Regions from separate parts of the Homo sapiens genome. Here region 1 is linked to region 2. The links are chromatin contacts, found by Hi-C or POLR2A ChIA-PET in ENCODE. All regions are on one chromosome and are shown on one strand. The core of a region is the stretch at or near the end of the contact, and the rest is flanking DNA. Distances in the headings are between cores, read along the strand shown. Region 1 has its middle 22 kb from the start of GALM. Region 2 has its middle 21 kb from the start of LINC02613.

Region 1 (2,700 bases), core at 190-2,689, 110 kb before region 2:
GTGTTAGCCAGGACGGTCTCGATCTCCTGACCTTGTGATCCGCCTGCCTCGGCCTCCCAAAGTGCTGGGATTACAGGCTTGAGCCACCGCGCCCGGCCCAGAATAGATTTTTTTAAAACCATCTTTATCGAGATATAATTCACATACCATAAAATTCACCCATTTAAGGTGTACAATTCGATGGTTTTAGCATATTCATAGAACTGTGCAACTACCACCAAAATCCAAGTTTAGAATATTTCCATCATCTCCAAAAGGAACCCCCACCCCGTAGGAGTCAATCCTATCTGCACCCCAAACCCCACCGCCAGGCAACCGCTCATTTAATTTCTATTTGAGCAAAAATGTTTAAAAGAGCCAGATTTTCTGCTGGAAAGTCAGTAGAACACACTATAAAAATGAGCTGCAGGATAGATACTTAAATTTAAATATATCATGAAAGGCAATTCATTTACTGTAGGAGAGTTTTTTGTGAAGGAACTGATTCCATACCGCACATAGTGAAAGCAAAATTTCTAAGCACTTCATTTCTTTCCTCATTTCACTGTCCTAAATAATCATACTGTTTTCTAAATCTTGGCTGTCTTATAGTTCAGCCTTTCTTTAAGGTAAGTGAGATTTATAAAGACATAAAGTAGATATAAAATTACAAAACTCAAAAAGAAACTCAAGGTCTGGGGCCGGGCACAGTAGCTCACGCCTGTAATCCCAGCACTTTAGGAGGCTGAGGAGGGCGGATCAACTGAGGCCAACAGTTCGAGACCAGCCTGACCAATACGGTGAAACCCCGTCTCTACTAAAAACACAAAAATTAGCCAGGTGTGGTGGCGGGCGCCTGTAATCCCAGCTACTCCGGAGGCTGAGGCAGGAGAATCGCTTGAATCTGGGAGGTGGAGGTTGCAGTGAGCCAAGATCACACCACTGCACTCCAGCCTTGGCAATAAGAGCAAAACTCCATCTCAAAAAAAAAAAAAAAAAAAAAAAAAAAGAAAAGAAAGAAACTGAGGGTCTGATTATAAGTAAGGCTTTAGTTAAAAACAAAAAATTTACCCAACGCCAGAAGCGGCCAAACAAGCTGCTCATTGACAGTGACACTGGAGTCACGTGCCTTTTCTTCTCCCCTGGTATCTGTACAAGCCCTGTCCACTTTAAGTGTTATTCACAAGAGATAATCTACTGAAACGAAAACGAGCAAGGAAGCCTAAGACTCAAGAGTAATTGCTTTCATTATTGTTGCAACATTCCCTCTAACTGTCACATCCTCCACTCTGTACCTGTTGTGTTGAGATAAAAGAGAAAACAGGAAGTGAGGTTGTTATTTAGCACAGGCAAACGACTATCACCAAGAGGTTCCAGGGCCAAGGCTTTCTGGTCAGAGGTTGAGGAGATGTACAGAAAACCAGTTTTGTACCAGATAATAGTAGAAAAGAAAGCTGTGCCCAAACAGAAGCGAGGGGGCATCCCAGTGTGCTGCCTTTGATATTAAGTTACTACCACTTAAGGTAGACAGATCTTATTTACCCCTAACGACTGCAGATTTGAATCTTGTTCATTTGGTTTCAATCACGATCAGGCTACCGAGAGGTGACAGCGTACTGGCAGCCCTCGCTTGCTCTTGGCGCCTCCTCGGCCTTGGTACCCACACTGGCCGCGCTTGAGGAGACCTTCAGCCTGCCGCTGCACTGTGGGAGCCCCTCTCTGGGATGGCCAAGGCCGGAGCCATCTCCCTCTGCTTGTGGGGAGGTGTGGAGGAAGAAGTGCAGGCGGGAACTGAGGCTGCACGCGGCGCACGCGGGCCAGCGCGAGTTCCAGGTGGGCGCGGGCTCAACGGGCCCCGCACTCCGAGCAGCCGGCCGGCACCGCCAGCCCCAGGCAGTGAGGGGCTTAGCACCCGGGATAGCAGCTGCGGAGGGTGCCCTGGGTCCCCCAGCAGTGCTGGCCTGCCCGCACAGCGCTCGCTGGGCCTCAGCTGCCTCCTCGCGGGGCAGGGCTCTGGACTTGCGGCCTGCCATGCCTGAGACCCCCACCCCTGGTGGGCTCCAGCACGGCCGGAGCCTCCCTGATTGGCGCCACCCCATGCTCCGCCGCGCCCAGTTCCATCGAACCGCCCAAGGACTGAGGAGTGCTGGCAGCGCAGCATGGGACTGCACAGGCTCCTCCTGCGGCCCTGGGGAGGGATCCACTAGGTGAAGCCAGCTGGGCTCCCGAGGCGGGTGGGGACTTGGAGAACTTTTATGTCTAGCTGGAGGATTGTAAATGCACCAATCAGCACTTTGTGTCTAGCTCAATGTTTGTCAACACACCAATCAGTGCTCTGTGTCTAGCTAATCTAGTGGGGACTTGGAGAACATTTGTGTCTAGCTAAAGGATTGTAAACAGACCAATCAGCTCTCTGTAAAATGGACCAATCAGCAGGATATGGGTGGGATCAGATAAGGCAATAAAAGTAGGCTACCCGAGCCAGCAGCGGCAACCCCGTGGGGTCCCTTTCCACACTGTGGAAGTTTTGTCTTTTGGCTCTTTGCAATAAATCTTGTTGCTGCTCACTCTTTGGGTCTGCACTGCCCTTAAGATCTGTAACGCTCACTGTGAAGGTCAACAGCTTCACTCCTGAGGCTAGCGAGACCACGAATCCACTGGGAGGAATGAACAACTCCAGACGGGAGGAACAGACAACTCCAGACACGCCTTCTTAAGAGC
Region 2 (2,723 bases), core at 173-2,672:
GGAGGCTGAGGCAGGAGAATCGCTTGAACCCGGGAGACTGCAGCCTCGGCAACAAGAGTGAAACTCCATCTCAAAAAAAAAAGGCCGGGTGCTGTGGCTCACACCTGTAATCCCAGCACTTTGAGTGGCCTAGGCGGGTGGATCACAAGGTCAGGAGTTCAAGACCGGCCTGGCCAACGCGGTGAAACCCCATCTCTACTAAAAATACAGAAATTAGCTGGGCATGGTGGCGGGCGCCTGTAATCCCAGCTAGTTGGAAGGCTGAGGCAGGAGAATTGCTTGAAACCAGAACACGGAGTTTGCAGTGAGCCGAGATCATGCCACTGTCCTCCAGCCCGGGGGAAAGAGAGATACTCCATCTCAAAAATAAATTAAAAAAAAAAAAAAAGGTTAAACCCCAATAGTGTCTTTCTTTTGAGTGAAAATGTTTTTAAAAATTAATAATTCATAGAACTTGCATAACGAATAAATATATAAATGCATAAAATATAGCTAACACTGGTGCTTACTATGTACTAGGCATATATGTTATATATGTACATAATTTTGTATATTATACATGCATATGATTATATGCATACATACATTTATATGCACTTACATTAAATATGTAAAACACACACGTATAAATATATATGGTGTATCAACTCATTTAATTCCTGTCAACAATTCATGACGTGAGTTCTAAGTAAATTATTTGCATGTGCAGATGAGGTAATGGGGTTATATACGGGGTTAAATAACGCACCCAAGGTCATTAAACAGGATTTGAACTCAGCAATTTTGGCTCCAGAACTCATGCTCCCCGCTGCCTGTATCCATGCGGGTCTGTATTGTCGCCAACAACTTTCCCCACCACAGTTTAACTTTTTTTTTTTTTTTTTTTTTTTTTGAGACGGAGTCTTGCTCTGTTGCCCAGGCCGGAGTGGAGCGGTGTGATCTCGGCTCACTGCAACCTCCGCTCCCAGGTTCAAGCGATTCTCCTGCCTCGGCCTCTTGAGTAGCTGGGATTACAGGTGCACGCCACCAAGCCCGGCTAATTTTTGTATTTTTTGTAGAGACGGGGTTTCAGACGCGCCCAGCCCACAGTTTAATTTTTATTTTTGAATTGATTTGGGAGTGGGGGGTGGGGTGGAAACTTTTTTTTTTTTAACTGTCCGGCAATTTTGCTGAAGCTACCTGTCCAGGTTGGCCCCGGGGCGTGCCTCTTGGCACCGAACTGGGGCGCCTGAGCCTCGGCAGTGCGGGCGGTGGGTCGGCTCGGGTGACCGGTTACCCCCGGTCTTGGGTCCTTTGCACCGCGGCGATCCGACCGCCTCAGAGCGGCGCGCAGGTAGCCGTGTGGCGCCACCTGGTGGCCGGAGCCCCAGACTCGATCCACAGCAGCGCGCGCCCGGGCCTTCGCGGTGGGAACGCAACCCTGGCTAACAGAACTGCGACCGCTCCGCGCACTCCCGGGGCGTGGTTGAGGACAAAGCCAAAGCCCAGGGTGGCGGGGAGGAGGTGGGCGGCCACAACCCCAAGGGAGATGGGCCTTGGACCTTAGCCTGGAGGATCTTCTCCGCTAAGGAGGGAGACCCAGGAGGCTCGCTCGCGGTCCGCGCAGCCCAGGCCTGCCACCCTGACCGCGCCTCCTCGGAGCCCGCAGCTCCACCTTTGATCAAGTGGGAATTAACTTGAGAAAGGGGTGCTGCCTAAGGACTTTTAAAACGAACTCTTTAACATTTCCAAGTACTTACCCTTCATGTATGTGTGTACATAATCTATGTCTATTTCTTTATATCATCACTTATTTCCAGAAAGGGTATGAAAGCTGGAATGACGTCATATAATGCCATTTTTTTTTCCCTCACGACAGCCCTCTTACGCTTGTGAAGAACGCATGTGCTGACCCCCAGAGCCTGGTCCTGCCGAGCTGCTCCCTGGTGCTGGGGAAAGGTGGCACAACTGTAGAGACAGAAGAGTATTTTGGGGGCCTGGCAGGGGGCAGAGTGTTCACGGTGGTCCAGAAGGTGCAGCCGCATCAGGGCAGGAGGCTGGGAACCGCTTTCTCTCGCCCATAAACCTGCCAAGGAGATCTGGAAGGCCTGCGGAACGTCCTACCTGTACCAGGTGGGCCGGCGGGACTGCATTTGCTACCGGACCAAGAAGGCAAATCTCCCTGGTAGGTGCTCCCTTTCCTAGTGTCTGCACAGCTGCAAGCTAAGGAAGCTCTTCGCTGGGTCCTGCAGCATACAGGCCGCGGGTGAGGTGCAGTCGCCTCCTGTCACAGGCAGCAGGGCTTCCGTGCCACAGAGGGAGGGCAGCCCCTCCAAGGCAGGGCCTCACCCCTCATCCAGACCTGTCTGAACATTCTGCAACGAACGCCCAAGTCCATGGATGCTTCCCTGGCCAAGGCCTGGACCGGCCTCTCTTGGACTTTATGAGTACTGTGTTATTGTGCGTATGGGCACGCCTCCCCATAAAGGGTGAGGTCATCCACTGAGGAAGAAGAACATTTCTCAAAATTGCGCCTGAGATCTGAGCAGGGAAACTTGAGCAGGACTGAATCTCTAGGCAGCTACTACAGTGTTTCCCTCTGTGGGCATTTGATAGATATTTGGTGCTTGCTTCTCTTCTGCTCCCACATAAAACCTCAAGATTCCATCCTCCAAGGAGTCGGTTCCGCCTGTCACTTCACTCCAAGCTCAGCTTCAGAGATAAGGCTTCAGAAGAGAAATGCG

Evidence for each region. A loop is a pair of places that touch in the nucleus more often than their neighbours do. ChIA-PET counts read pairs that join two places held with the same protein, here RNA polymerase II (POLR2A). Pooled maps may share reads with other maps.
Region 1: POLR2A ChIA-PET joins it to region 2 with 10 read pairs in activated naive CD4-positive, alpha-beta T cell. The contact joins two enhancer-like sites. A Hi-C loop is called at or near these places in 2 of 37 single-sample maps with no recorded cell type and 9 of 50 pooled maps. POLR2A ChIA-PET finds 5 or more read pairs at or near these places in 4 of 52 experiments (H1, activated CD4-positive, alpha-beta T cell, activated T-cell and 1 more).

Annotation. Positions count from the first base shown.
Region 1 is chr2:38,642,495-38,645,194 of GRCh38, reverse strand. No RefSeq gene overlaps it. Among named protein-coding and RNA genes, the nearest start is that of GALM, 22 kb to the left of the region's middle. RefSeq lists a cis regulatory region at 994-1,506. Within about 2 kb of position 1,439, at least 4 of the 41 ENCODE cell types and tissues checked have a DNase peak (open chromatin) inside an H3K27ac peak, as active enhancers do.
Region 2 is chr2:38,534,895-38,537,617 of GRCh38, reverse strand. No RefSeq gene overlaps it. Among named protein-coding and RNA genes, the nearest start is that of LINC02613, 21 kb to the right of the region's middle. RefSeq lists a silencer at 1,402-1,461 and an enhancer at 1,045-1,655. Within about 2 kb of position 1,422, at least 9 of the 41 ENCODE cell types and tissues checked have a DNase peak (open chromatin) inside an H3K27ac peak, as active enhancers do.